Regions from separate parts of the Homo sapiens genome. Here all the other regions are linked to region 2. The links are chromatin contacts, found by Hi-C or POLR2A ChIA-PET in ENCODE. All regions are on one chromosome and are shown on one strand. The core of a region is the stretch at or near the end of the contact, and the rest is flanking DNA. Distances in the headings are between cores, read along the strand shown.

Region 1 (2,700 bases), core at 30-2,529, 7.8 Mb before region 2:
TTGTTGTTTGAGAGGAAGTCTCGCTCTGTTGCCAGGCTGGCGTGCAGGGGCCCCATCTTGGCTCACTGCAGCCTCTGCCCCCGGGGTTCAAGCAATTCTCGTGCCTCAGCCTCCCGAGTAGCTGGGATTACAGCAGCGCTCCATCACGCCATGGGGCTCCTTGCAGCTAATTTTTTTTTTTTTTGAAACAGAGTCTCACTCTGTCGCCCAGGCTGGAGTGTAATGGCGCGATCTCGGCTCACTGCAACCTCTGCCTCCTAGATTCAAGCGATTCTTCTACCTCAGCCTCCCGAGTAGCTGGGATTACAGGCATGCGCCACCACGCCTGGCTAATTTTTGTATTGTTTAGTAGAGACGAGGTTTCACCGTGATAGCCAGGATGGTCTCGATCTGAGCTCGTGATCCTCCCGCCTCGGCCTCCCAAAGTGCTGAGATTACAGGCGTGAGCCACCGCGACCGGCCGAGGTAAGGTTTTCACTGGGGTCTCTTCCATCTGCCTGGCCGCCAGGCCACGTATCCACTGAAGAGGCAGAGGGTCAGGATGGGAAGACTCCGGGGACCACCTAGCCCAAGACCCGCAATCAGGCGGCTCTGCAAGGCTAACCGGGTAACTTAAAGAAGTGAAGCCGATTGACGTAAAACAGAAAGGAAAGAAGTTAACTGGCCGGCCAGCGTCAGCAGGGGCGGCCAGTGTCACCCTGCCCGGGGACAGCACCCCTGTTTCGTGGCGAGGACACGGAGGGCCAAGGGGGCGGGGCCGGGCTGCCCTGGCCACGCCCGGACCGCCTGCTCCCCGCCCAGGGCCTGCACAGTTGGCGCCCACCGGCATCAGCGTGAAGGGAGCTCCTCGCTGGCTGCCGACGGGGCTGCAGGGCTCGCTAGCCGCTCACCTGCGTGTGAGCGCGGAGCCCGCAGTACCCGCCGTCCGGGCTCAGAGGACGTGACTCCCCGACCCTGCGCCCGGCAGTCCCCGGGGGCCGTGCGCCCGGCCCAGGCTCGGAGGTCCAGCCCAGCGGCGGCTCAGGCTGCGCGCCTGGCTCCCAGCCTCAGTTTCCCCATTGGTAAAGCATTGACGGTGGTTGCGGACGGCTTCTGCGGACAGAGCCTTGGGCTCCGACGTCTGCGCGGGTACCGGCAGCACCCCCACCCCGAAGGGAGGGCGGGACCTGGATCTCGCGACCGCTGCCCCAGGTCCCCGCCCCCGGGCCCTACCGGGCTGAGGTCGGCAGGCCCCGCCCCCCGCCCACGAGGAAGTGGCTGCTGCTCCGGCGCGGAGCCCAGAGCCGGTTCGGCGCGTCGACTGCCCAGAGTCCGCGGCCGGGGCGCGGGAGGTGAGGGCCGTGGGGGCGCCCGGAGGTGGGGGTCAGGGGAGCCACCTGGAGGTGGGGGGGCGCGTAGATGTGGGGCGCCGCCTGGGAGTGAGCGGGACTGGAGGGATGAGAGGGGGTGCAAGGAGGGGACCGGGGGGCGCCTGGAAGTGAGGACGCATAGATGTGGGGCGCCGCCCAATAGGGGCACGGGGATGAGTGGGGGCACATGGAGAGGAGGGGGCGCGGGGACGAGGGGCTCACGGAAAGGAGAGGGAGCCCTGGGATTGGAGGGGGCGCGGGGGTGGCCGCAGGGCCAGACTGTGGAAACGCGGGCTCCCAGCGCACCGGGCGCCCTCGGGGCGTCCCCAGCCCCCGGCCCCAAGCTTCCGCCTCGTGCCTTCCGCCCCTGCTCCCCGGCCCCCATCCCCAGCCTTGCCCCGCGGTCGGTCGGTGTAGCCCCGTTACTTCGGGCCGGCGGGGCCCCACACCCAGTCACTTCCCCTCCATCCCCGGAGCCTTCCGGGTTGCAGCCGCCGGGAAATGAGCTGGCGTCTCCTGCCGCCCCGCCCCTGCCCTCCTGGCCGCTCCCGCTGCTCCCACCCGCCTCCCCCGGGCCAGGTCCGAGGGGTCCCGTACGGGGCGGGCCTGGCTGGCGGGGTCCCGGAACGCACCCCCTCAGCTGCAGGGCTCCGCGGCCAGGGCAGATCCGAGCAGCCCCTCCCTTTCCGGAGGCGCTGGGAGAGCAGCCAGGCCGCCTAGGGCGGGGCGGGGCCGGGCTGCACCCGCGGGCAGTGAAGGGATCAGGAGTGCAAGCCTGGGGAGTCAGACCTCCCCCTGCCTCCTCTGCCAATGCAGCCCGGAGGCTACCACCACCCATCCCGGCCGGGCGCGGTGGCTCACACATAGAATCCTAGCATTTTGAGAGGCCCAGGCGGGAGGATCGCTTGAGGCCAGGAGTTGGAGGCCAGCATGGACAGCATTGCGAGACCCTTTCTCTATTAAAATAAATAAATAAAATGTAGCCAGGCGCTGTGGCTCATGCCTGTAATCCCAACACTTTGGGAGTCGAGGTGGACGGATCACTTGAGGTCAGGAGTTCGAGACTAGCCTGACCGACATGGTGAAACCCTGTCTCTACTAAAAATACAAAAATTACCCAGGCATGGTGGCACGCACCTGTAATCCCAGCTACTCAGGAGGCTGAGGCAGGAGAATTGCTTGAACCCGGGAGGCAGAGGTTGCAGTGAGCCGAGATCACGCCATTGCACTCCAGCCTGGGCAACAGAGCAAGACTCCGTCTCAAAAAAAAAAAAAAAAGCCACGTAACATGCCTGTAATCCCAGCTACTTAGGAGGATGAGGCAAGAGAATTGCTTGAACCTGCCTTGGCA
Region 2 (2,700 bases), core at 160-2,659:
TTTCCTCATCTTAATTCTAAGCATATATTTAGTGATCTAAAGTTAGAAAATCTAAAGCACAATTTAAATGATTAAACACTAAAGGTTCAAAGGGGGGAAAAAGCTTAATCATGCCTTTGTAATGTGAATGGTAAAGACACCAATTATTGACTAGATGCAGCCGACTGTGAATGGACAGCCATGTTTAAAGAGAAGTTAACTATAAAGCAGGGAAGCGTCTCTGGTGAGTCAGAGAATTCGTAACTTGAGGAACTCCTAGTGGAAATGAAGTGGAAAGACAGTTTCTTTCATCAATGAGAAAACGTCTAGAAGGAAAAGAGGGTTAATAAAACTCACCAGAGAAACTTACTGATAATGATTCACAAATTAAATCAGTTTACGTCATACATTACACCCTTTGTATTACGTTAACCAACGAGCATACTAATCAGTATGGAAAATGCCGCTTTAACTTGCCTCAATTTCGTAATCGCCCGCCCCCGCCCCCGCTTTGTAAATTCTCTAGACTCCAGCTTCTCGCTTGCTCACAGTCCATCCCCCAGCCTCACTCTTCCTGGCACTTAGGTGGCGGCTCAACAAACTTAGGTGAACTGAACAGAGCTGACAAGGCAATCTCAAGTTGCTGTCCTGGGAGTGGTGAGGCAAGGCACAAGAGAAAGGACTTCTAGTTCTTCCCACTGCCAGTGCAGCCCCCAGCATCACTTTCGACCCCTTCGTGCCTGGGGCCGTGATTTGTGGGTGATCAAGTCCCTCGCTAGCCTGCAGTACTTCCGCTGGTGCAGTCATCTCCTTCCCCTCGCACTAAAACAATACCCTGGCCTCCTGCCAAACTCTTGAGCAGCGAGCAACTCTGGCTGTTTATGGCCCGGATTGGGTGCTGCAAGAGGCTTGGGCCGCTCTAAGTGTTAGCAGAGGCCCGGAGGAAAAGAAGAGGCCCAAGCTTTAAAACACTCCCTTCCTCCGCCCCCTCCCTTTTGTCCCAGACACCAAAACAAACGAGCTGATACACGTGTCCCTATGACTCTTGTTTACTATCAAGACTGCGCTGTGCGAGCGCCTCTGGGATACGTAGTCCAGCTCTTCCCCGGCCAGCAGTCTCCCACAGCCAAGGACCAAGGCTTGAGACTACGAACCCACAATCCATTTCGGGGACAAAGTTTGGCTTGGGTCCCCGGACTCTCGGCAATAGTCCAATCCGAAGCACTTACTCTTGTGATTGACATGCCATCTTCTCCAGTAAACACAACACAAAAGTCAATACATGCCCGCCCCCCGAGACGGACCACGGTACCACCCAATGGGAAAGGGGAAGAACCGAATGGCAGTTCTGCAGTCCAATAAGAGGGCGAAAGAGCTGGGCGGGGCTCAACCCCCAGGGGGTTGAGGGGAGGGGGAAGACGAAGCTTGAAAGACTTGGTAATGGCGACGGGTTTGGTAAGTAGGAAAGTTTCGGTTGAGGAGTAAGAGCTGCCGCGGGAGCAGTAACCCGCGCGGGGGAGGCCGACGTCGGTCGGAGAGGGGGTACGAGAGCTGCTGGTGGTGTTGTCGTGGCCGGAGCGGCCCGCGCCTGGGCTGCCGGCACTTCGCGGCAGGTTTGTTGTCTTTCAGTTAGGGAAGAGGTGGGGGTGGGGAAGGGAGGGGCAGGAGCGCGGGGGATTGGGCAGACTGGAGGGCTCGGGTCCTCGTTCCTTCTTCTCGGAGGGTTGCCCTTGGGGTGGGGGCAGTTAACCGTTCGATTGGTGCCCGCGGCGAGCCCACCGGAGCAGCGTCTCCCGCGAGCTCACCTGGGCTTCGGGGCGGCGGCGCTAGGGGGTCTCGGGCGGGGGCCGGGAGGAGGCAGGGGGAGGGCGAAGTTCCGGGCCAGGTCGCGCGGTGGGTGGCCGGGCCGGGTGTGGAGATGGGGCGGGCCAGGGCGGGGGAAGGGGCCGACGCAGCGCCGGGGCTGCCCAGGAAAGTTTGACTTCAACTCCCCGTTTGTGGGCGGAGGGTCGGAGCTTGGCCAGGGGTGGGGGGCTGGCCGGAGGTGGGGGACCCCAGTGAGGCGCCGCCTCCTTCTGGACTGAGGGGGATTCTGGCTGAGCTGAGGAGCTCGCGGAGCCGCTGGGCCCCGGGGCTCATTGTTACGCAGTTCGAATGAATGGGCTCCCAGGCGCCTGCGCGCTGGGGCTGAGCCGAGGGGAAAAACAAGCCCGGAGTCCGGGCTGCGGTCACATGATGGGGGGAAGGGAGGGGAACGCGATGAATGGCGAAAGAGGGTGGGGGATGGACTTGGCGTGAACCGGGAGGCACCGCTCTGTGTGACCCAAAGAGGAGGCTTGGCAGGCGATTCCAGTCTCCGCCTTTCAACCTATGCTGCCACCGCAGGCCGATTGAAACAAAACAAAACAAACCAGGCGAAGTGGACAGCCAGGTTTTTGTAGCTTTAAATGCTGCGTGCTGTCTAGGGTGTTTCACTCTCCGCTGTGCACTCTACACTCGAGTTCATTCTTAGGGAGTTTTCAGCTACAGTCGTTTTTAGAAGGAGCACTGACAGCGAGGTAATACTCAAGTTTTCTGTTTGTTTTGTTTTTGGCTCATGGTGCCACTGATGCCAGGACGAGAGGAGGCTTAGAAAAGGAGTTATACATACTGGGAAGCGATGGAGTCCTACTAACAGCTCGGATGGAGGCTTTAGCTTTATTAATACTTCCCTCTGAATAG
Region 3 (2,700 bases), core at 41-2,540, 5.3 Mb after region 2:
CTTAAAATGCCCAGGCATGAACTGAGGTCACATGTGATCACAGAATAGGACAGGAATTTAAGAGTGCTATTTTAAAACTAATTGCTTTGCGGGTGGGGAGGGGGTGGTGCATCAAAGGGAAAAAAGACTATGAATTTGAGTTTTGGAATTTAACATATGGGAGGATAATAAATAGTACAGTGAACAAAGGGAAGACAGGAAGAAGGAAATATAGTATTCGTTTCAGAGATGTTGGGTTGAGGCACAAGTGGAACATTCTGGTGGAAATTTGCTACAGGCAATTGAAAATAGAATAGAGCTCAGCTGAGAGGTGGAGTGGCGGATGACTCACCTACATTGAGGTGAGTCAGGGACTTTGATCTGTCATAAGCATAGTATATGAACCTAATAACAGGCTCTAAATACTAGACAAATGTCCTAACAAGGAAGACAGAGATCTAGGAGTGCCTTGAGAAAAAAGGCAGCACTGCGATTATTGATCTGTATAACTTGTGTTTGTTTTACCAGCTGTGAAATTCTCAGAACTGGCAGGTAGTATTGTCAAGGGACACATTCTTGTATAGAAACCCACAACGCTGAATCGTCATATATTCCTAGTCTAGAATCTGAGATATACACGAACTCCACAACTAAGTAGACGAAAGCATCCCTTTTTTTGGGGGGGGGGGGGGATGGGGGGCACATAACCCTGAACCACGGTCCAATTACAGGTACAGTACTGATGATGGCTTAAGTAGTTCATGGAACTAGTTAAAACTAAAACCATGGAAATGTTACCCAGGAGAGGTAAGGCTGCGTGCCTGGCAGGTGCCGCAGGGAAGTAGGGGAAAGGTTAAGGAGAACACCAGCCTCCGGAGAAAGAGAAGCAAAGGTGATTGCATAGCTGCCAGCTGGAAGCCGACTCTCGTCATAGGGCATACTCGCCCCACTGTGCATCGCCGGTGCCTACCTCACCCAGTTCCAAGGCGGGGGCGCGCCGAGGCAGGGGTGGGGTCACCAGGAGAAAAGCAAGTGGGCAGAAAAGCCCGTTGGGAAGAGACGGCTGGGAGGAGGCCCCGGCCCCAGCCTTACTACGTTTCCCAGAATTCAGTGAGGCCACGAAGACAGGCTCCCTGGGCGCGGACGGAAGACTGGCCGCATGGGATTTGTAGGTAGGATCCGCGCCCCGCCCGACGGAGGCGTCCAGTGGGGAGGTGTGCAGGGATTGGTTGGGAAGCGCTCAAGCCCCGCCCACAGAGTGACGTCAGGTGGCGGTATTGCTACTTAAGGCGTCGTGGCCTCCCCTGCCCCGCCTTAGCTCCCGCGCTAGAGAGAAACATGTATCGTTTTCGATCACAGCTCTTCACGGGGATTTCTGCTGCCGCCACCGCCCACTCTTACCCCCGCCGCTTCTCGACTCTGTTGTTAGCCGAAGACTCGCCTCTCAGCCGCCCGCCGCACAGACGCACGAGTAAAAAGTGCAGCTCCATCGGCTGATCCTCGCTAAGCTCCGACTCTGGGCGGCACCGGGCGTCCCACGATGCCGAAGAACAAGAAGCGGAACACTCCCCACCGCGGTAGCAGTGCTGGCGGCGGCGGGTCAGGAGCAGCCGCAGCGACGGCGGCGACAGCAGGTAAGGGGTATCCCCGCCGCCGGCATCCCAGTTGCCGGCCAGGCTGGCGAGTCTTCCATGCTTCGGCACGGTGGGAGTTGTAGTTCTTTCTCTGATGTACACATTTGCATTTCCAGGGTGCGTGGTTTGGCTACTGAACTACAATTCCCAGCGTGCCCTGGGCGCTGCTCCTCGCGCGATTTAGATCTGGCGTGCGAACCGGACTCTTGGGCACCGGCCGTGGGGGCAGGGAGGAACGGGTCCTTGGGCCTGAGAGTGTGTCGGGACAGGGGCTGACCGGGAGCTGGGCGGGAAAGGAACCATTGTCAGAGTTCCTTTCTCGGCGGCGATCTCGCCCGATCTCTCCCCGACCACGGGTGGGGAAGAACGGGGAGTTGAGCCCGTGCCGTCACTGGCCGCCTTTGACACCCTGGCTCCAACATGGAGCTCCTGGGATGCCAGACGTCCGGCGGGTTTGGACGGGCTCTTGCGTCACGCGGCCTGGGCCTTGCGCGGTGGGCCCGGGGTGACGCAGAGGCGCTGGGGAAGCTTTCCGTCTCGCAGGTCCACCTGGCCAGGCGAAGGCGTCGGAGGCGGGGGGACCACTTTCTCCCCCCTAGGCTGTGCTCCTTCCCCTAACTGGCACCTGCAGAAGCCCTGAACCTCTAGCACCTCTGCGACCACCCGAGGCGACCTCCTGCTCACGGGGGGAAGAAACGCGTTCTCCTTTGTGCTGCATTCTATATGTTCTCTGCAGTGAGCCCCAGAGAGGCAGGGTGGTGAGGAGCTTAGGTTGCAGTTGGCTAAAAGTTGAGGTTATTGTGCCCTCGCTACGAAGTTGAAACTTTTCCTGGGTGGGATGAGTAGGTGCTTAACTGAACTTATGGTTTTCTACTTATTATATGGTTAAGAAAAAGGATTCCAATTGGAATTGGAAGGCCCTTCTAGGAGAGACCCCAATAAACTCAAATCGAGTATTAAATAACCTGGGTAATATTTTATTTAGAAATTTAAACAGGAGTTAAATATTGGAGTATTCTCCGACGTTATCACACTGGAACTATTAGCCATCAGGTATTTTTGGACACAGTTGCCCCTCTGCCACGGC

What was found. Hi-C counts contacts between places; a loop is a spot of excess contacts on that map. ChIA-PET counts read pairs that join two places held with the same protein, here RNA polymerase II (POLR2A). Pooled maps may share reads with other maps.
Region 1: a loop to region 2 is called in a pooled map, with 10 times the contacts of the local background. The contact joins the promoter of ARPC1B here to the promoter of HBP1 in region 2. A Hi-C loop is called at or near these places in 2 of 50 pooled maps. POLR2A ChIA-PET finds 5 or more read pairs at or near these places in 2 of 52 experiments (K562 and activated B cell).
Region 3: a loop to region 2 is called in a map of CD8-positive, alpha-beta T cell, with 16 times the contacts of the local background. The contact joins the promoter of IFRD1 here to the promoter of HBP1 in region 2. A Hi-C loop is called at or near these places in 3 of 168 maps with a recorded cell type or tissue (CD8-positive, alpha-beta T cell, gastrocnemius medialis and naive thymus-derived CD4-positive, alpha-beta T cell), 2 of 37 single-sample maps with no recorded cell type and 13 of 50 pooled maps. POLR2A ChIA-PET finds 5 or more read pairs at or near these places in 6 of 52 experiments (CD4-positive, alpha-beta T cell, CD4-positive, alpha-beta memory T cell, CD8-positive, alpha-beta T cell and 3 more).

What each region holds. Positions count from the first base shown.
Region 1 is chr7:99,373,451-99,376,150 of GRCh38, forward strand. ARPC1B (actin related protein 2/3 complex subunit 1B) reads left to right here and starts at 1,280. Exons shown (of 10, transcript NM_005720.4): 1 at 1,280-1,331. RefSeq lists an enhancer at 1-360 and silencers at 661-1,540, 1,551-2,190.
Region 2 is chr7:107,167,594-107,170,293 of GRCh38, forward strand. It overlaps HBP1 (HMG-box transcription factor 1), which reads left to right and starts at 1,410. Exons shown (of 11, transcript NM_012257.4): 1 at 1,410-1,592. RefSeq lists silencers at 938-1,511, 1,530-1,629, 1,890-2,109 and an enhancer at 1,060-1,219.
Region 3 is chr7:112,449,170-112,451,869 of GRCh38, forward strand. IFRD1 (interferon related developmental regulator 1) reads left to right here and starts at 1,291. Exons shown (of 12, transcript NM_001550.4): 1 at 1,291-1,613. The coding sequence starts at 1,520. LOC128031837 reads left to right here and starts at 1,318. Exons shown (of 1, transcript NM_001414739.1): 1 at 1,318-1,476. The coding sequence starts at 1,318. The coding sequence ends at 1,476. RefSeq lists enhancers at 381-1,198, 1,199-2,016, 1,316-1,605, 1,846-1,895, 2,016-2,135.